5 separate regions of the Homo sapiens genome follow, and regions 2, 3, 4 and 5 are each linked to region 1. The links are chromatin contacts, found by Hi-C or POLR2A ChIA-PET in ENCODE. All regions are on one chromosome and are shown on one strand. The core of a region is the stretch at or near the end of the contact, and the rest is flanking DNA. Distances in the headings are between cores, read along the strand shown.

What was found. Hi-C counts contacts between places; a loop is a spot of excess contacts on that map. ChIA-PET counts read pairs that join two places held with the same protein, here RNA polymerase II (POLR2A). Pooled maps may share reads with other maps.
Region 2: a pooled map shows a loop between it and region 1 (2.6-fold over the local background). The contact joins the promoter of SERHL2 here to the promoter of PACSIN2 in region 1. A Hi-C loop is called at or near these places in 1 of 50 pooled maps. POLR2A ChIA-PET finds 5 or more read pairs at or near these places in 2 of 52 experiments (Caco-2 and GM12878).
Region 3: a loop to region 1 is called in a map of CD8-positive, alpha-beta T cell, with 2.6 times the contacts of the local background. The contact joins the enhancer-like site here to the promoter of PACSIN2 in region 1. A Hi-C loop is called at or near these places in 1 of 168 maps with a recorded cell type or tissue (CD8-positive, alpha-beta T cell), 3 of 37 single-sample maps with no recorded cell type and 7 of 50 pooled maps. POLR2A ChIA-PET finds 5 or more read pairs at or near these places in 6 of 52 experiments (A673, B cell, GM10248 and 3 more).
Region 4: a loop to region 1 is called in a pooled map, with 5 times the contacts of the local background. The contact joins the promoter of RRP7A here to the promoter of PACSIN2 in region 1. A Hi-C loop is called at or near these places in 5 of 50 pooled maps. POLR2A ChIA-PET finds 5 or more read pairs at or near these places in 2 of 52 experiments (A673 and activated B cell).
Region 5: POLR2A ChIA-PET joins it to region 1 with 13 read pairs in BJ. The contact joins the enhancer-like site here to the promoter of PACSIN2 in region 1. A Hi-C loop is called at or near these places in 2 of 50 pooled maps. POLR2A ChIA-PET finds 5 or more read pairs at or near these places in 3 of 52 experiments (BJ, GM10248 and activated CD4-positive, alpha-beta T cell).

What each region holds. Positions count from the first base shown.
Region 1 is chr22:43,013,753-43,016,452 of GRCh38, forward strand. It overlaps PACSIN2 (protein kinase C and casein kinase substrate in neurons 2), which reads right to left and starts at 1,397. Exons shown (of 11, transcript NM_001184970.3): 1 at 1,269-1,397. RefSeq lists enhancers at 999-1,702, 1,685-1,884 and silencers at 1,125-1,194, 1,315-1,364, 1,375-1,564.
Region 2 is chr22:42,552,706-42,555,625 of GRCh38, forward strand. SERHL2 (serine hydrolase like 2) reads left to right here and starts at 1,251. Exons shown (of 12, transcript NM_014509.5): 1 at 1,251-1,337; 2 at 2,233-2,382; 3 at 2,527-2,640. The coding sequence starts at 1,316. RefSeq lists a silencer at 794-1,193.
Region 3 is chr22:42,660,707-42,663,406 of GRCh38, forward strand. No RefSeq gene overlaps it. Among named protein-coding and RNA genes, the nearest start is that of CYB5R3, 13 kb to the left of the region's middle. RefSeq lists silencers at 1,401-1,540, 1,671-1,720, 1,761-2,040. Within about 2 kb of position 1,450, at least 9 of the 41 ENCODE cell types and tissues checked have a DNase peak (open chromatin) inside an H3K27ac peak, as active enhancers do.
Region 4 is chr22:42,518,546-42,521,356 of GRCh38, forward strand. It overlaps RRP7A (ribosomal RNA processing 7 homolog A), which reads right to left and starts at 1,251. Exons shown (of 7, transcript NM_015703.5): 1 at 1,169-1,251. The coding sequence starts at 1,241. LOC124900479 (a long non-coding RNA gene) reads left to right here. Exons shown (of 3, transcript XR_007068117.1): 1 at 1-808. RefSeq lists silencers at 1,003-1,132, 1,143-1,312, 1,333-1,392 and enhancers at 1,573-1,632, 2,158-2,452.
Region 5 is chr22:42,697,232-42,699,931 of GRCh38, forward strand. All of the region lies in intron 1 of A4GALT (alpha 1,4-galactosyltransferase (P1PK blood group)), which reads right to left. Among named protein-coding and RNA genes, the nearest start is that of A4GALT, 22 kb to the right of the region's middle. RefSeq lists enhancers at 1,044-1,727, 1,728-2,411. Within about 2 kb of position 1,311, at least 20 of the 41 ENCODE cell types and tissues checked have a DNase peak (open chromatin) inside an H3K27ac peak, as active enhancers do.

The DNA of each region.
Region 1 (2,700 bases), core at 147-2,646:
TCTTTGAGCTGGTTTCCTGATTTTCATCAAGACAGCCAGGCAGTATTTGGTAAACAGTGTACCAAGTAGCCCTGGAGACTCTGAGCAGCCTACCCCCTTAACCACAAAAACACCGGACAGGCGGAGGGAAAAAGAGAAGACAGGATCCAGGAATGGTGCACACACCCAGCCAAAGGCCACCTTCCCTCAGGCACCCAAGCCAAGAGTGGCATCCCCAGGTCCTGTTATACGTCAAAGGCTGCAGCCGTGTGGGCCCCAAAGCAATAGCACAGCTTGCTCCCCTGACCAACCAACTCCTTCTGAAAAGAAAATCGACCTTCTCTGATGGAGCCGAAACCCAATGAATCAATGAAATTCAACAGCAGCAGCAATCACTACCTCTCCAATTGCGGACCTCTCAGGATGCCTGGCCAGGCTTGAAAGCCCTAGAGGAGTAAGGAGTTCGGATTTCTGATTCAGTGAGTCTGGGGAAACTCTGAGGAGGGTCACAAGGGCAAACCTCCCCGGCCTCTCCTGCTTGGCCCCAGCCCTAGGACGTGCTGCGGTAAGGGCTTTGCTCCCCCCGCCCTACACACACACACACACACACACACACACACAGACACACACACACCACCCCCCCCCCCCCGGGACACGGAGGGTGGGAAGGAAGGAAATGGAGGCCGCTCATCAAAGCGCCCGAAATCAGCGCACCCGCGTGTGTCCTGCGTCGCCCCCCAGGCCACCCCAGGACTAAGCCCTGCCCTCTCACCGGCGCGTCCCAGCCACGCCTTCCCTCCAGCGTTGCTCCGGCACCCTCGCCTAACCTCTGCACGTCTCGGATTCCCAGCTTTCTCCTAAATCGCGTCCCTCCAAAAGTCGCCCCAGCTCCCCCTTCTGCAGCTGTCTACACCTCCCCCACTCATTAGCAGCTCTTAACCCCCGACGGCCCTGCTCCTGCACTTCCCTCTCCAGCAGGCCCCGGACCCCGGAAAACTGCCCCGCTCCCACAGCGCCGCCCCCATGGGCCCCCGCCCCTTCCCCGAGCCGACCCCACTCGCCCTCGTCCTCCCCAAGATGTCTTCTCCAGGCGCCCCCCGGGGCCCCGAGCACTCGCCCCCTCCCACAGAGACAGGAAGTTCCGCGCGGCCCGACCCGCTTCCCTCAGGGCGCGGAGCTCGGCGCGGCGGCCCTGACGGGGCGCGGGCCCGGCCGCGGACCAGCGCCCCCGCGTCCCGCCCGCGGCGCCCCAACCGTCGCGGCGACCCCTGACCTCGGCGGCCACTCACCTCCCAATCCGTCGCACACTCCGTTCAGGCTGCCACGGCGTCTCCAGACCCAGCTCCGGCCGGGCTCCCGCTACCGCTTTTGCTCCGGCAGCACTGCCCAGCCCTGCCCAGACCCCTGCGGCCGCTTCTGCCGCCAGCCGCGACCGCACCGCCCCCGCCGCTCCCGCTGGGCTCTGTCCATTGGCTACCGGACACCGAGCCCCGCCCCACAGCCTCCCCGGCGCCCCCGATTGGGCCAGATGAGTAGAGAGGCGGCTCACCCCGCGTGAGGACGAGGGAAAGCCCCAGGACGCGCATTGGTGACTTCTCCTGTCAATCAAACGGGGAGTGCCTATTTAATGGGCTGCGAGGGTGGCGCAGATTACTCTCCCAAAGCCGCTCGCTGGTGGTGGTCCTTGAGACGCGCTTCCCGGGGCTGGAGTTTTGCGGTTTCGTCGGCATCCAGGGGTAAGAGGGCGCGGCAGGGCAGCACCGCACCTGACCGGAAGTTCAGGGAAGGTAATCCTACAGTCTTTCAGAAAGTTTCCTCTCCCAAGGGACTCAAAGAAGCTAATGTCGTTAGGAGCTCCTCCGACTTGCGCCAAAAGCGTCATTCCACGTGGACCCGCTTAGTTTAAACGGGGGGTTGGGGGGGCGTATGTTGCTGCTCTCTCTAATAAAATATATTTGGATGGCAAGGCACCAGGCAATGCACACGCATTCTTTCCAATTCTCACAATCACCTTGCATGATAGGGTATTAGCCCCGTTCTGCAGAGGGAAATACTCTTGAAGGAAAATGGAGAGCACTTCCTGAGCACTGTCCTACGCGCTGTCCAAGCACTGCTTCATGTCATCCAGGTGGAGAGGATGGTGAGAGGAACCCCAGGTGAGGGGTGAGCCAGGTAACTTGCTGGGGGTGATGTGGAGTAAAGAGAGTAAATGGCAGAGCCAGGATTAGAAACCCAGGTCAGCCCAACCCTTGAGAATAATAATGATGACTGTGTAGCACTATGGGAAAATGCTTAAACTAAAACGTTAAAAGAAAAAGCCAGATAGAGCCAGGCATGGTGACATGCACCTGGAATCCCAGCTTCTTGGGACGCCGAGGCAGGAGAATCGCTTCAGCCCAGGAGTTTGAGGCCAACCTGGGCCACATAGCAAGACCCAGTTCTCTAAAAAGTAAAATAAAAGAAAATAATAATAAAAGAAAAAGCTAGATACAAAATGGTAGAAACTGTAGAATTGCTGCTACATATAGATAGGTATGAGAAAAGAGTCCACAAAGAAATCTAGTGGTTGTTTACTTTCTAGACTGCTCTGTGGCATTGTCCTTATGACAATAATTGAGAAAGAAACAAAAGAACCGGCTAGGCACGGTGGCTCACGCCTGGAATCCCAGTACTCTGGGAGGCCGAGGCGGGCAGATCACAAGGTCAGGAGTTTGAGACCAG
Region 2 (2,920 bases), core at 1-2,500, 460 kb before region 1:
TAACACGGTGAAACTCCGTCTCTACTAAAAAAAATACAAGAAAAATTAGCCGGGTGTGGTGGTGGGTGCCCGTAGTCCCAGCTACTCGGGAGGCTGAGGCAGGAGAATGGCGTGAATCCGGGAGGCGGAGGTTTAAGTGAGCCGAGATCGCGCTACGGCACTCCAGCCTGGGCTACAAAGCGAGACTCTGTTTCAAAAAAAAAAAAAAAAAAAAAAAAGAGAATTCACTACCAGTACTTGTTCTTATTTGTCCTAGACTTGCCACTGTTTCAGACTCAAAGGGTGCACTTTCCCTCTTTCATTGTAGGATTTAGTGCATGAATCTGCTCACCCCAAACATCCTCTTCATAACTTGGGGTTTTCGATCCTTTCCAGGCAGATATTGTTTATAATCCCTCACCTGGAGGGTTCCTCCACGTCCCCAATTTATACATTCATTTGTTCACCTGTACAATTTTTTTTTTTTTGAGACGGACTCTCGCTGTCGCCCAGGCTGGAGTGCAGTGGTGCGATCTCGGCTCACTGCTGGCTCCGCTCCCCCGGGTTCACGCCATTCTCCGGCCTCAGCCTCCAGAGTAGCTGGGACTACAGGCGCCCACCACCTCGCCCGGCTAATTTTTCGTATTTTTAGTAGAGACGGGGTTTCACCATGTTAACCAGGATGGTCTCGATCTCCTGACCTTGTGATCCGCCCACCTTGGCCTCCCAAAATGCTGGGATTACAGGCGTGAGCCACCGCGCCCGGCCTGTACAACAATTATTAAGACTGGCTTGTGCCAGGCTCTGCTGAGAATCCCAGGACACGGTGGGGACACGGTGGACGCAGGCTGTCCGTCAAGGGGGCTAGTAAGCCACTAAACAAAGGGTAGCCTTCAGCCCTGCGGCGCGGGCCAGCGAGCATTCAGAGGCCCAACTCGCTGTGGTTGCTCCCCGGGTCTGGTCCCGCGCGGACGTGGGGGCGGCCATCAGGACTGCCCGGGGGTTGGCGCCCTGCTGGGTTCCAAGCCGGTGGGCGCGGACAGTGTGGCGGGAAGGCCGGGCCTGGCGGGTGGGGGCGCGGCCTGGCGGTGGGGGTGGACCTTCCTGGGGTGGAGCCCGCGGCTGTGGGAGCAGGGCCCGCCGGGGCTCGGGCAGGGCGGTGGGAAGGCGGGGCCTTCTGAGTGGGGGCGGGGACTGCTGGAGTTGCGGGGCCTGCCTGGGGTAGGGCGGGGCAGGACAGCTTGGAGATAGGGCCCGGAATTGCGGGCGTCACTCTGCTCCTGCGACCTAGCCAGGCGTGAGGGAGTGACAGCAGCGCATTCGCGGGACGAGAGCGATGAGTGAGAACGCCGCACCAGGTCTGACGGGGAGGCCTTGTGCGAGCGTCCCACTGCCCACCCACCTGGTTGGGACAGTAGAAGAGGGCGGGATGGAGTGGAGGGTTCGCCGACCGCGTCGCCCTCCTGGGTGTCGCAGCTCCTTCCTCGGCAGTCCCGGGGCATGAGAGCGCGACCGGCCAGGAGTTGGGGGACCCGGGACACGGCCGCACGTGGCCTCCCAGGGTTCCAGGAGCCCCTGAGTTAGCCGAGCGTGCGCGTGGGTGTCGGGGGTGCGCAAGTCTCCAGCCTTGCAGAGACGGAGGAGGCTGCCAGATGTGGGGGCGGTGGGGGTTCCTGGAGTCCCACCGCCTGCCCTAAATTTCCACTCCGCCCTTGTCGCCCAGTGTGACCTTGGGCATGTACTGCAGCTCCCAGTGCCTCAGTTTCCTGCTCTGTGGAGGGAGAGTGACAGTGGTCCCACCTGCTGCGTGTATGAGGGTTTGGCACCCCTCTGGCCTTTGGGAAAGGCTTAGGAAACGGGCTGTTTCTTTACTCCGGTTTTACAGGAAAGGAAACAGGCTCAAGACGTTTTAGTAACTTCTCCAAGGTTACCCAGCCAGCAAGTGATGGGGTCCAGGCCTGACCAGCGCCCCCGCCCCAGCACATTCTAGAAGGTTCTGCCCCAGTTTAAATGGGGTGCATGCTCTGAGGCCTGTCACAGCTTTTTCCGGCTTAACTTCTCTGTCCCTCCTCTGGGAGTCTCCACTCCCATGTCTGACTCTCTCCCCATAACCTTCTGGGGCAGCTAAGGGTCTGAGTCCCTCTGGACATGAGCCCCTGGCTCAAGCACATCAGGCAGAGATAAGGGGCTCAGGGAGCACCAGCTTCATGGGTGAATGAATGAAGGAATGAAAGACCCGGCTGTGTCTTTCAGGTCTGATCTCAGAGCTGAAGCTGGCTGTGCCCTGGGGCCACATCGCAGCCAAAGCCTGGGGCTCCCTGCAGGGCCCTCCAGTTCTCTGCCTGCACGGCTGGCTGGACAATGCCAGCTCCTTCGACAGACTCATCCCTCTTCTCCCGCAAGGTGTGAGGCTGGGGCTGAAGGGAAGGCCAGGGGGAAAGTGGGCAGGAAGGTGAGGGGGGAGGTCTGCAGGGGAATGAGGAGGGCGGGGAGACAGCTGGCATAGACACCTCTTCCTACCCTCCAACCCGCTTCTCTCTGTTTCAGACTTTTATTACGTTGCCATGGATTTCGGAGGTCATGGGCTCTCGTCCCATTACAGCCCAGGTGTCCCATATTACCTCCAGACTTTTGTGAGTGAGATCCGAAGAGTTGTGGCAGGTAAGAAACAGAGTGTGTATTTTCGGCGGTGTGGGGGGTGCTCTAGGGCACCCCCTCTTATCACTGGAGGCGGGGTAGGATCCAGGAAGCAGCGCTGGCCTGAGAGTGGGGCCTGGGCTCTGGCCCCAGGTCTGCCAGCAATTCACGGGAGATCTTGGGAAAGTTGAAGAGTTCGCTTCCTCCAGTGGGTCCCCCAAGCTAGTGTCCTGGGTGGACACCCCAGATGCTGGGAAGGGATTTCCTGAGCCTGGGGACTAGAAGCAAGATCGTGGGCTGAGCC
Region 3 (2,700 bases), core at 200-2,699, 350 kb before region 1:
CTGCACTCCAGCCTGGGTGACAGACTGAGACCCCATCTCAAAAAAATAAAATAAAATAAAATAAAGGATATTCAGAAGGATACAGAAGAACAACCAGATGGAAGAGATCCATAGGGCAAGGGAAGGGGAAGTGTGTGGCACCTCCATGCCCTCTCCAGGCACACTACCCTCCAGGCACCAGCAAGTGTTCAGCTGTCCAGAAGCTCTCCCAACCCCGTCCATTATTTCTTTCTTTTTCTTTTCTTTTCTTTTCTTTTTTTCTTTTTTAAGACGGAGTCTTGCTCTTGTCGCCCAGTCTGGAGTGCAATGGCATGATTTTGGCTCACTGCAACCTCTGCCTCTTGGGTTCAAGTGATTCACCTGCCTTGCCTCCCGAGTAGCTGGGATTACAGGTGCCCGCCACCATGGTCAGCTAATTTTTGTATTTTTAGTAGAGACGGGGGTTTCATCATGTTGGCCAGGCTGGTCTTGAACTCCTGACCTCATGTGATCCACCCGCCTTGGCATCCCAAAGTGCTGGGATTACAGGCATGAGCCACCGCGCCCGGCCTATTTATTTCTATATATATTTATTATATTTAATAATATATATTATTATTTATATACATATTTTTAATTTTATTTTTTTGGCTGGGTGGGGTGGTACACGCCTGTAATCCCAGCACTTTGGGAGGCCGAGGCGGGTGTATCCCCTGAGGTCAGGAGTTCGAGACCAGCCTGACCAACATAGTGAAACCCCATCTCTACTAAAAATACAAAATTAGCTGGATGTGGTGGTGCACGCCTGTAATCCCAGCTACTCAGGAGGCTGAGGCAGGTGAATTGCTTGAACCCGGGAGGCAGAGGTTGTAGTGAGCAGAGATCGCGCCATTGCACTCCAGCCTGGGCAACAAGAGTGAAGCTCCGTTTCAAAAAAAAATTATTTATTTTTAAAAATTGAATTAACTTGGCTGGGTGTGGTGGCTCACCCCTGTAATCCCAGCACTTTGGGAGGCCGAGGGGGGAGGATCACCTGAGGTCAGGAGTCCGAGACCAGCCTGGCCAACATGGTGAAATCCCTGTCTCTACTAAAAATGCAAAAATTAGCCTGGAGTGGTGGCGCATGCCTGTAATCCCAGATTGCTTGAACCCGGGAGGCGGAGGCTGCAGTGAGCGGAGATCACGCCACTGCACTCCACCCTGGGCGACAGAGCCAGACTCTGTCTCAAAAAAAAAAAAAAAAAAAAAAAAAAAAAAGGAGAGTTGTATTATTATTTGTAGATGAAGAAAACTGGTTCTGTCCAACCAATGCAGAATAGATCTCAATGGATCTTTGAGCGTCCAGAAATAGACCTAAGTGTAAAAGGGGGCATTTGCAGTTGAGTAGGATGGGCTGGGTACTGTCGCCAGGTCTGTAGTCCCAGCAATTTGGGTGCGCTTGATGTCAGGTTCCGGCCTCCAGGGGGCGCGCCCGAGCCAGGAAAAGGCTCCCGGCGCCCGGGGCGCGGGTCCAGCCGGCTCCATCCGAAATCTCCACTCCCACCGGCTTCGGCTGGGGGTTCTGCCGCTGCTCTGCTCCAGCCGAGCCCCAAATCCTGCCTCCTCTACCCCTTCCTCGGACCCAGCCCGTGCCCACCTTGGGTCCCGGCAGCCTGGGAGGGGTGCGCCTCTTGGGGCTCATCCCCCACAACCTCCACGCTCTGGAGGTGTTCAGGTTCCTTCGAGTCCGTGTCCCCGAGCCCCGCGCCGCTACGGGGAGCCCTGCAGACGCCTCGGTGGGGAAGAGAGGCCGCTGTCCCGGGATAGGTGCTGCCCCTTGGGCTGCGGGGCTCCGCGGAGAGCGGCCGAGAGAGCGGGAGCCCGGGCCGGGCGGGCCGGGGTGGACGGTCGTGGGGGCTGCCGGGGAGGCCCGGGAGCGGGAGGAGGTGACGGTCGGAGACGGGTGATTCTTGTGAGGGCACGCGGAGCCGGGGCGGGATGGGGGCCCTACCTTGTCCAGGCGCCCTCTGGATCCGGGTCTGCCTCGAGGCGGCGGAAGCCCCACGGGGCGCTGGGCGGCGCCCTCCCCTGCCTTGCCCTCGTGGGGTTACTCCCCGCAGAGCTCCCAGCTGGCCCCCCAGGACTCGTGGGGGTGAGGGGAGGGGGATGTGAAGCTCCCGAATGGAGGCCGAGAGGGCAGCGGGGCAGGGGATGCTCAGGAGTTCAAGTCCAGCCTGGGCAACATGGCAGGGCCCATCCCAGGGTGTCCAGGGCAAAAACAGTTCCCGCTCATGGGCTCAGAGAGGTCACGCCTGCCCCTGCCGAGGACAGAGCCTGTCACAAAGAAAACGGCACGCTCTGGAAGTTTCTTCCATCCCTTTCCACCTCCTCCTTCAAAACAGAGTCTGCGTCCTTTTGGCCGGGCTCGGTGGCTCACGCCTGTAATCCCAGCACTTTGGGAGGCTGGGGCAGGCAGATCACGAGGTCAAGAGATCGAGACCATCCTGGCCAACATGGTGAAACCCTGGCTCTACTAAAACTACAAAAATTAACTGGGCGTGGTGGCGCATGCCTGTAGTCCCAGCTACTTGGGAGGCTGAGGCAGGAGAATCGCTTGAACCCTGAAGGCGGAGGTTGCAGTCGACAGAGATCATGCCACTGCACTTCAGCCAGGTGACAGAGCGAGACTCTGAGACTCCGTCTCAAAAAACAAAACAAAACAAAACAAAACAAAAGAAAGAC
Region 4 (2,811 bases), core at 1-2,500, 500 kb before region 1:
GGTACACCAGGGCCTCACACATGCTGGCCTCTCTACCTGGCGTGTCACCCTCTTCCCTCCCGCTCACCTCAGGTTTAGCTCAAACCTCGCTTCCTCAGGAGAGCCTTAGCATCACCTCCGCCCCTCCTGCCAGCTCAGATCCCACTGCCTGTGCCTTCACAGCTTCTCTTAACAGTCTGGAGGCTATATTGATGAGATTCTTTGGTTAATCGCTGGCACACCCATGACTGTAATCCTCATAAAGCTAGGAACTGCTTCTATTTTTCTCACACCTCCGTCACAGTACCGGTTGGCGTAGAGCTGCGGTCCCTGAACTCAGGAAGCTCAGTTGCAATAACGGAGAAGACAATTAACAAGCATACAGCAAACTTGTATCAATTGTGAAAGAAACATTACAGGGTGATGGGGTGGCAGAGGTCTTCTTTCCATAGGCCATCACGGATGGCCTCTTTGAGGAAGCAACATTAAAGCTCAGGCCAGAACGCCACTGTGCAACAAACCGGCACAGCACGTGCAAAAACCCAGAGGGGGGAAAAAGCATGTTCCCTCAGAGGAACAGAAAGAGCTTTAGGTCGGCACCAGCCAGACCACGTGGCCCACACAGGTTAAGAAGTCTGGTTTTTGTTTTAGAAGCTACCTGATAAAGCCACTGGAGGGAATGCAGTAGGTGTGGCGCCTATCGTGGGCGCGGCAGACATGATCGAATCTAAATGTCCTTAAAAGAACATTCTGGCACGTGGGTGGAGAACAGAAGCAGGGGCAAGAGGAGAAGGAGGGCAACCGAGTAGGAGGGCCTATAACAGCCCAGGTAAGAGCTGATGGGGGATGGACTAGGAGCAGAGGCGATGAGAAGGGGATGGGCTCACCTGGACGAGCGGGTGTGGACGGAAATGGGTTTGTCCTGGGTGAGAGTGTGGACAGAGGCGGGCTCACCCAAGGGAAGCGTGGACCAAGTTGGGCTCGCCCCGGGAGAGTGAGCAGGCAGAAGGGCGCCGCCTGGGTCCTCGGGACCCCGGAGCCTCAAGACCTGCGGAGCCTGGGGCCACGGGCCACCGGGGCTCACACCCAACCGTGCGGCCGCTCCTGGGGACCCCCGGCCGTCGCCAACCCCCAAACACCTCCCGGCGATGCCTGACCGCCCCCGGTCTCGCGTCCCGGAGCCCCTCACCTGCGTAGCCCAGTGGGCTGGGGATACGGTCCTCCGGGTCCCGCGCGGCGCACTTCCTCCTGCGCGCCACCATCTTGCCACCCGGGAGCGCGGGGGCCGCCGGGAGTTGCGGTTCGGCGCCGGCGCGAGCGCGTTTTCGTGGCGCCTGCCCCGCCCCCTCACTCCAAGCCCGCCTCCCCGGCCCCGCCCGCCATGGCCCAACCTTCATCCGCTCAGAGATAAATCAGCGCGCGAAAGTGGGAGCGAATGTCAGAGTTGACCCCGGCCAGTCACGAGTGCGAACTCAGCTTTCCACTCATGCATTCACACGTTGAATAGGCAGTGTGAGAGAAATCCAGGATGGCTGCTAGGTTTTCAGTCTGAGCAACTAAGAGGATGGTGTTGCCATTGACTGAGATGGGAAGACTGCAGGAGAGGGGCCTGCTTGGGGGTGAAAATGGAGTAGATCAGTTCTCTGTGAGCCGTGGTGAGATGCCCATTAGGCCACTCAGGGGACATGTCAGGTGGGCACTTAGATATGAGACTGAACAGACTGAACATCAGAGATGTCAGGCCTGGAGCAATACACACGGGACTGGCCATGGATAGGTTATTGACAGTTACGAGAGGAGCCGGGTGCGGTGATTCATGCCTGTAATCCCAGCAATTTGGGAGGCCGAGGGGGGCGGATCACTTGAGGTCAGGAGTTCCAGACCAGCCTGGCCAACATGGTGAAACCCCGTGTCTACTAGGTACAAAAAGTAGCCGGGCGTGGTAGTGCATGCCTGTAATTCCAGCTACTCGGGAGGCTGAGGCAGGAGAATCGCTTGAACCCAGGAGGCGGAGATTGCAGTTAGCCAAGATCGCCCCACTGCAATCCAGCCTGGGCAACAGAGCGAGACTCTGTCTCAAAAAAAAAAGAAAGAGAAAAAAAAAGAAAGTTATGAGAGGGTGTGATCGCCAAGGGAGCAAGTGTAGATAGGGGAGAAATGAAGTCCAAGGACTCCACTTTTCTGGACTCCAAAGGGCCTCTCAGACTGTGTACCCGCCAGCCCTTGATGTATCTACTATTTCTCTTTTCCCAGTGTACAGTTGCTTCTTGGAAATGCTGTCGGCCCCTTTGGGGAAAGATTAGGAGCCTACTACTGCAAATATTTGTGGTCTGGAGGGGACCCAGCCTCCCTTTCAGTCAGTGACCTCTGGTTCTGAGGCCTAGCTTAGGCCTGGAAACTGGATGAGGGGTTGGGATTTTCCATCAGCAGCTGCCATTACTGTCCTGTTCGCTCGTTTTTTGTTTTTGATCTTTCTTTGCTTAGCGCAGTCAAGCAGTGTTGGGGCTTCCGTGGCCCCTGGGAATACCGTGGTCTACTAGCATTCACCAGAGACTCCTGTGCGCCCAGGATCCCTGGCAGCCACTCTGGCCTTGCTCCTGTTCTGACAGTCACATCAACCGAACCTCTGCTCTCTGGAATCCTATCTCCTGCTGACCTTTCCGAGCCCGGCTCCAGTCCTATTTGCCCTCTTCTACCCTGGCCTCAGAGGACGGCCATGCCGATTGCCCATTGATGCCTAGACCCCCCACTAGTCAAAGCAGTCTCTGGTGAACCCTCCAGAAATACGGTCATCTGGCTTCTCAGATGTTGCATAATAAATCTGTGCCTGCA
Region 5 (2,700 bases), core at 61-2,560, 320 kb before region 1:
GTAAGAGTGAACCAATGAGTGTGTAGATCGCTGTGTGACCAAGTGGGCCAGTGCGAAAGGTGGGGGGCAGAGGCCGGGTGAGCTCCCTGGGATGCGGGTAGCAAGGACAGGGCTGTGGTGTGAACCAAGACATGGTGCCCCCTGCCCCTGTCTTTCTTCTGCAGGGAGAGGGGCTATTTTGGTCCTGAGTACTTTTAACCCCATGTGAACCACGCGGACGGGTGGACAGTTGGAGGGCCAGTAGCAGCAGCAGGAGCCTCTGCCCACTTGGGGGCCCCGAGTGCTGGCATGATCTGACTCCATGGTGTGGGCGGGGTCCGGGCCCACTTGGAGGAGCAGGATATGTCGTCGGACCACAGTTGGGGGTGCCAGACTCAGGCCACGCCATATTTGGTGTCAGAGCCCAAGACCCAGGAATAGAAACTGTGTATGGGGCCAAGTTGGCCGCAGCCCAATATCCAGGTGACCTCAGGCCCAAAGCATGCTCCTGGCCCCCGAGACGGGCCTCGCAGTTGCAGCCTATGTCCTGGACCTTGTCAGCTGGGCCTGGCACACCCCTGCTGCCTGCCCCTGCCTCCAGGCTCACTACTTCCCGCCCTGTCACCAGGGAGCTACTCCCAGTTAGCCTGTTACTGTGGCCACTCCCCTGCTCTAAGCCCTTCCATGGCTCCCATCGCCAGGATTCCCCATGACTCATCTTAGGCAGGAAGTGAGGAGAGAGGAGAGGTGCAGGGCATGGCCGGGCGCGGTGGCTCACGCCTGTAATCCCGGCACTTTGGGAGGCTGAGGTGGGCGGATCATGAAGTCAGGAGATTAAGACCATCCTGGCCAACACGGTGAAACCCCATCTCTACTGAAAATACAAAAATTAGCTGGCATGATGGTGCACGCCTGTAGTCTCAGCTACTCAGGAGGCTGAGGCAGAAGAATCGCTTGAACTCGGGAGGCAGAGGTTGCAGTGAGCTGAGATCGTGCCACTGCACTCTAGCCTGGCAATAGAGCGAGACTCCGTCTCAAAAAAAAAAAAAAAAAATCGAGAGGTGCAGGGCAATGGAGACAGAAGGCCAAAGGCTGGGTCAGACCCCTACCAGCCAGGTTCTTGGCACCAGCTCTGCAGACCCCAACTAGGGGCATCAGCATCAGGGGCTAGGCCCAAGGGCCTAGAAAAGGCCCTCCAAGCTGGTGCTTTTCATCCCTACACAAATTGCACCCCCACCTGTCCCTACAGTAAGGGCGCTACCCCTCCAGCCCTGTGTCCAGCCCAGCTCAGCCTAGCACTGGCCAACCATGACCCAACAAAACGGAGTCCGCACTGAGCCCTCCATCCAGGCTGAGTGCTGACAGAGAGGCTCCCAGAGCACCAGGGTTATGCCCTTGGAGATTCCGATGTCCTGACGGGAACACAGAGGCCCCGAGAGGCAAAGGTGTCAGAGGCGTGTGAGCCAGACCAACACCATCTTAAATAGGAGCTGAGTAAAATGAGGCTGACACCTACTGGGCTGCATTCCCAGACGGGTAAGGCATTCTAAGTCACAGGGTGAGATAGGAGTTCAGCACAAAATACAGGTCATAAAGACCTTGCTGATAAAACAGGTTGCAGTAGAGAAGCCGGCCAAAACCCACCAAAACCAAAATGGCCATAAGAGTGACCTCTGGTCGTCCTCTCTGCTACACTCCCACCAGCACCGTGAGTTTACAAATGCCATCGCAACGTCAGGAAGTTACCTTGGGTGGTCTAAAAAGGGGAGGCATGAATAATCCACCCCTTGTTTAGCATATCATCAAGAAATAACCATAAAAATGGGTAAGCAGCAGCCCTAGGGGCTGCTCTATGCAGTAGCCATTCTTTTATTCCTTTACCTTCTTTTTTTTTTATGAGTCTTGCTCTGTCGCCCAGGCTGGAGTGTAATGGCCCGATCTCGGTTCACTAAAACCTCTTCCTACTGGTTTCAAGCAATTCTCCTGCCTCAGCCTCCTGAGTAGCTGGGATTACAGGCATGTGCCACCATGCCCGGCTGATTTTTTGTATTTTTAGTAGAGATTTGGTTTCACCAAGTTTGCCAAGCTAGTCTTGAACTCCTGACCTCAAGTGATCCGCCCACCTCGGCCTCCCAAAGTGCTGGGATTACAGGCATGTGACACTGCGCCCGGCTCCTTTACAATCTTAGTAAACTTGCTTTCACTTTGCACTGCGGACTCATCCTGAATTTTCTTGCCCCCTGGTGTGAGTGGCCACGACCCTCCTGTCACTCTCGGTCACATCACTCGACATTTCCTTCAATGCCCTTGGTCATGGGCCTGGCCCGGGGAGCTGACTGAGGACTTGGAGAGCCCCATGCAGGGCAAGGGGAGGGCTCTGAGTTCCTGTGAGGGCAAGGGACGCAGGACTGCACAGAGGGAGATGTTGAGCTGTGAGGCTGTCATTGCCACAGGGGCCTCGGCCAGTCCCATAGGAGCTCTGCAGCTGGGGTGGCCATCAGAGATGTTTGTTCCAAACCACAGTCGGGGCTATGATGGTTAATTTCATGTGTCAACTTGACCAGGACACAGGGTGCCCCAATTAAACGTTACTCCTGGGTGTGTCTGGGGGTGTTTCCAGATGAGATTACCATTCGAATGGCAGACTCAGGAAGCAGATGGCCCCCAGTGTGGGTGGGCCCCCAACCCTGAGTAGAAGGAAAGGCTGAGGACGGAGGAATT